2 separate regions of the Homo sapiens genome follow, and region 1 is linked to region 2. Evidence: chromatin contacts called from ENCODE Hi-C or POLR2A ChIA-PET data. All regions are on one chromosome and are shown on one strand. Each heading gives the region's core, a stretch centred on a gene start or an enhancer-like site at or near the end of the contact. The rest is flanking DNA. Distances are from core to core; before and after follow the strand shown.

The links. A loop is a pair of places that touch in the nucleus more often than their neighbours do. ChIA-PET counts read pairs that join two places held with the same protein, here RNA polymerase II (POLR2A). Pooled maps may share reads with other maps.
Region 1: a loop to region 2 is called in a pooled map, with 7 times the contacts of the local background. The contact joins the enhancer-like site here to the promoter of ZNF75A in region 2. A Hi-C loop is called at or near these places in 2 of 50 pooled maps. POLR2A ChIA-PET finds 5 or more read pairs at or near these places in 4 of 52 experiments (AG04450, CD8-positive, alpha-beta T cell, WTC11 and 1 more).

What each region holds. Positions count from the first base shown.
Region 1 is chr16:3,003,362-3,006,087 of GRCh38, forward strand. No RefSeq gene overlaps it. Among named protein-coding and RNA genes, the nearest start is that of CLDN9, 8.2 kb to the right of the region's middle. RefSeq lists enhancers at 402-1,360, 507-801, 2,607-2,726 and silencers at 466-759, 507-801, 746-845, 856-945. Within about 2 kb of position 1,475, at least 13 of the 41 ENCODE cell types and tissues checked have a DNase peak (open chromatin) inside an H3K27ac peak, as active enhancers do.
Region 2 is chr16:3,304,197-3,306,896 of GRCh38, forward strand. ZNF75A (zinc finger protein 75A) reads left to right here and starts at 1,301. Exons shown (of 7, transcript NM_001302109.2): 1 at 1,301-1,447. It overlaps TIGD7 (tigger transposable element derived 7), which reads right to left and starts at 1,234. Exons shown (of 2, transcript NM_033208.4): 1 at 1,016-1,234. RefSeq lists an enhancer at 795-1,324.

The sequences.
Region 1 (2,726 bases), core at 225-2,724, 300 kb before region 2:
GGCACGCCGAGGCGGGTGCATCATGAGGTCATGAGTTCGAGACCAGCCTGGCCAACATGGCGAAACCCCGTCTCTACTAAAAACACAAAAATTAGCCGGGCATGGTGGCGGGCGCCCGTAATCCCATCTGCTCAGGAGGCTGAGGCAGGAGACTCGTTTGAACCAGGAGGCGGAGGTTGCAGCTGAGACTGCGCCAATGCACTCCAGCCTGGGGGATAGAGCGAGACTCCGTCTAAAAAAAATTTTTTTTTTAAATTTAAAGACCATAATAATTAGCCGGGTGTGGTGGCGTGCACCTGTAGTCCCGGCTACTTGGGGAGGCTGAGGCGGGAGAACTGCTTTAGTCCGGCAGGTCGAGGCTTCACTGAGCCAAGACCGCGCCACTGCAATGTAGCCTGGGCGCCAGAGTGAGGGGCTCAGTCCCCAAAAAAGCCACCTAAAAAACAAACAAAAAAAAAATTGGTGAGGCGCCGCGCCTCGGTGTCGCAGCGAATCCGCAGATCCTCAAGCCAGGTGGGGGCGCCCACTGCGCGTGTGCAGCGCCTGATAGCCAGGCTAGCTGAGGGCGGGGAGCAGCTGCGGCACCTGGGACACAGCGATTGGCTGGGACCAGGAGAGGGCGGGAAGAAGAACTTGGCGGAGCGCGCTCATATCTCTGATTGGCTGCCAAGGGTAGCCCTTGACAGCTGCCGGGTGGGACCCGTAGACCGCGAGCGCACTGGCCCGTGATTGGTTGGGGTGCGGCGGCGAGCATCTGCGATTGGCTGGGCCGCTCGGAGTGCGGCGCTTGGCCACCTCCCGAGGTACCAGGTCACGGCTGGCGGCGCGCTCTGGGGCCCTGGGCTGGCGGCCGCAACCGGGGTGGCGGCCGCAGCCAAGCTGGCGGCGCGGCTGCCCCGCTCCAGCTCGCACCCGCGGCTCGCCCGCGCCCGCGCCCACTCGCGATTGGGCCGGGCCCGCTCGACGCTGCCGCCCACCCCGCTGCCCCCGCCGTCCCTGCCGCACCCGCCGTTGCCCGGCCTGCCGCCCGGCCTGAGCCCCGGGCCGCCGACGCCCTCCGCTCTCGCCCTGGCCGAGCTGCCACCGCTGCCCGCGCTCCCGCTGCGGCCCGAGCCGCTGGCGCCCTGGGGCCCCGGCGCGCATCTGGCACTGCCCGAGCTGCCGCCCGAAGCCTGCTCACCCGCGCTCTCCGCCGCCGTGCTCGCACTGCAGGACCTGCCGCGCCTGCCCGCGCCCGCGCGCTCCGCCCGCGCTCCTACCGCTGCTTCCGCTGCCCGTGTCCGCCGTCGCCTCAGCCCCTGGGCCCGTGGGCGCGCTCGTCCGCCCGCCCCTGGTCTCCGAGCCGCCGCCGCATCCGCTTCCGCCGCTGCCCGCGCGACCCTCTCCCTTCAGCCTGCTGACGGCCCCCGAGACCCGCGACCCATGGCTGCTGTCCGCCTTTCCCCTGCCACCGCCCGTGCCCCTGTCCCCGCATTTCTTCCTGTCGCCGCCCTGCTGACCTGGCCCCTCCCGCGGCGGGTGAGTAGGCAGCCCCCGACAGGGCCAGTGCCCGTAGCCACCTTCCCCGGGCATGGATTCAGAGGACGGGGGTTAGAGCCCAGTTTGGGGAAGAGAGAAGGAGAATCGGAAGCAGCTCAGGTTTGGTAGAGAAAGGAGCGAGTCTGAAAATAGACTTGTCTAAAGATTCGGGTCTTCCATTTTCCCCTGCTGCCCTCCAGCAGGCCTCTTGCTAGGTTATTTGAGAATGTAACCCGTCCCCTGGGCTGATAACCTGGCTAGTGATCAGGGCAGCGGGCGGGGCCCACAGCACGTGTCCAAGGAAATGGGGATCAAGGGTATGAAAACAAAAGTTTAAAGTGCTGGGCCGGGCGCGGTGGCTCCCGCCTATAATCCCAGCACTTTGGGAGGCTGAGGCTGGCGGATCACCTGAGGTCAGGAGTTTGAGACCAGCCTGACCAACATGGAGAAACCCTGTCTCTACTAAAAATACAAAATTAGCCGGGCGTGGTGGCACATGCCTGTAATCCCAGCTACTCGGGAGGCTGAGGCAGGAGAATCGCTTGAACCCGGGAGGCGGAGGTTGGGGTGAGCCGAGATGGTGCCATTGCACTCCAGCCTAGGCAACAAGAGCTAAACTCCGTCTCAAAAAAAAAAAAAAAAGTTTAAAGTGCTTTAACTATATCCAAATATTTCATTTCTCTTATAAATAAAGGGTCTGGATGCCATGGCTAAGGCCATCCTCAGTGTATGGCTCTTGAAAATTCTGATCCTGCCGCAAAAGTCTTTTTTTTTTTTTTTTTTTTTTTGAGACGGAGTTTCGTTCTTGTTGCCCAGGCTGGAGTGCAATGGCATAATCTCGGCTCACCACAGCCTCCGCCTCCTGGGTTCAAGCGATTCTCCTGCCTCAGCCTCCTGAGTAGCTGAGTTTACAGGCATGCGCCACCACGCCCAGCTAATTTTCTATTTTTAGTAGAGACGGGGTTTCTCCATTTTGGTCAGGCTGGTCTCAAACTCCAGACCTCAGGTGATCCGCCCGTCTCCCAAACTGCTGGGATTACAGGCATAAGCCACTGCGCCCGGCCTTTGAAAAGTCTTCAGAAGTCAAATTTTCAACTGAAACAGATCCAGGGGTCGGGCTGGCTGTGCGCACCAGGGAAGCAGTGGTGGGGATCGATACTGGACCCAAGGGTCACATGCAAGGGCTGTGAAGTCATCCCCATGGGACA
Region 2 (2,700 bases), core at 51-2,550:
CACATAAACTCGTTTTCTAACTTTTAAAACTCTTCCTCTAAATGCAGCCCAACTCAGTAAAAACGTACCTAAGATCTCACAGTCTAATGTTTCCAGCTTTTAAAGCCTTTACTCCTACCCTTCCCTCTGCCTGGAAAGTGTCTCCATTCCCTGCTGTGGACAAAATCCCTCAAGGTCTTTTATAATTTCCCCCAACCCCAAATCAACTTGGATTTTCTTGGAGTTCTCACAGCATTCAGTTTATGTCCTATTCTTACCCTTGTGTTACTGATATTCACGAAATTGCTCAGTCCTTTCAAGAGATTGCTTAAGGACAAAGACTTCTTACTCAACTCTGCAATATTGGCTACACATAGCTGACTTAATAAATAGTCCCTTGACTGGTATAAGCTGACGTTACAAAAACTGGTAATTCCGAAACCACTCATACTGGACTTATTAAATAATCCCTCAACTGGTACAGACTGACATTACAAAAACGGATTAATTCAGAGATCACTGAACACCCAAAACACTCAGATTCTTATAACTATGATTCAGTAAATATGTGTGGAATGCCTATCTTACCAGGTGACTATGTTAGGCGCTGCATGAGATATAAGATGAAAACAAGGTTCCCATTTTCCAGGGAAGAATACTGGAGTGGAAAACGCAGAGGATACCACAACAGGAGAGCTATTTCCGATTAGCGGCCGCCACTGCTGAGCTATGTGACCCTGAGCAAGTCACTTCTTAGGTCTCCGTTTCTCTGTCAAGGAGAGATAGAAAAAGAACCTATTTCACAGGTTCAAACCTACCTCAAGAAAAAATAGTTGTGGGGAATGCGTCACGAGACCTAGAAAACGGTACAAAACCCTCGGGGGGCCGCTGTTTCTGACCTAGCGAGTGGCCCGACCCGGACAAAATGCCTCTTCCTCGAGGAGGCGGCGACGAGCCCAGCAACAGCTCGAGCACGGCCGGCCGGGCCGCGGGAAGCCCGAGAACGCGGCGCGCGCAGCTGGGAGGCGACCCTTACCCGGCGAGGCTCCCGGGACCAAACGCCGCCCGACAGCCACGCAGAACAGACGCGGCAGTGCGACGCCTCCCCCACTGGGGACACGAGACAGCGACAGCCACGCGGTGAGCCGGTACAAGGCCCTCTAGGCTTCAGCGGGTCTGGATACTCGGTGGCATTAACCCTTCCCTACCGCCGGGGAAGACAGCAGTTTCTCTGGCGAGGAAGTAGGCCGGGCTCAGGCGCCTTAGCCAGAGGGCGGGCCTGCGCCACCCTCGGAAAGCGTCACTTCCACTTCCGGCCGGCGCTCTGGCTCTGTACCTGGACAGGGCTGCGGTAGGCCAGCGGTGGGCTGGCGGTTGCGCTCCTCAGATCGGCGGCCTTTCGGGCGGTGGCTTGCGTTTGAGCCTCAGAAAGCGAGGAGCGGCCTCCACGGAAGCCAAGCTGGCCGAGGTAACCGAGAAGCGGCTTCCCCTATGGCTTCGACCCTGGAGCCGCTGGAGCGGCGGCGGCCGCAGGGAGGCAGCCATTTTCCGTAGGCGGTGGCCGCGGCGCTTCCGGGCCGCGCGGCTGGAGCCTGAGGCGGGGCCACCGTCGGGCACGAGAAACCATTCTCTCCCCGCTTTTCGCAGCTGTATCCCAGAGGCGCGGCTGAAGCTCGCTGGGACACTGCCCGCTTGCCCAGTGCCCACGGGCACGCCTGTCGCAGACACAGGCTGTGGCGAATCCGAGTGCTGGCGGGCAGCAGTGCCTGCAGCTGCGCCCGCAGACTCTTTCCCGCCTCCGCCGGCATTTCCGTGTCCGGCCGATGTCATGCGGTCGGTTGAGCCTCAGGGCTAGCAGCTTCTACTGATGCAAAAACATAGGAAGTGTCTCTTTGCTTCTGGAACCGGGGTGGGCAGCAAGGAGCTGGCCACTTCTTTGAATACCGGTGGCATCCTGGGCAGAATTTCGGTGCCGTTTCTGCTGGCTCACTTCAGGAAAAGTGAGGCTCACGGCTCTCCTCAGCCCCCCTTAGAAGTCTAAATGACCTTTGGAGAAATACAAAGTCAGCAGAAAGTTTCACTTTCATCGTCACCAACTCCTGTTGGAGTTGATATTTCATAAACATCAGCGACAGAAAGAAAATACGACTTGATATTTTGTAAATAAAATATCCTTTTTTACAAGTTGATATTTTGTAAACAGAGGTCAGCTGTAATTTTCTCCAGATCAAGTAAGCACAGTTAAAAATTCATATAGGCCTGGCGCGGTGTTTGACGCCTGTAATCCCAGCACTTTGGGAGGCCAAGATGGGTGGATCACGAGGTCAGGAGATCGAGACCACCCTGGCCAAGATGGTGAAACCCTGTCTCTACTAAAAACACAAAAATTAGCCGGGCATGGTGGCACGCGCCTGTAATCCCAGCTAGTCGGGAGGCTGAGGCAGGAGAATGGCTTCAACCGGGGAGGTGGAAGTTGCAGTGAGCTGAGATCACGCCACTGCACTCCAGCCTGGGTGACAGGGCGAGACTCCATCTCAAAAAAAAAAACAAAATTCGTATAAATCATCTGCATGGCACCCTTTATGTGTGTTGCAAAGAATGATGAGCATCTTGTTGCTTACTTGGGAGACATTGTCTGAAAATAGGCTACTTTTTTACTTTCTGTAGTACCCCCTCCCCCCACTGTATCTGGGTTTCACTTACCCGCTGTCAACTGCCATC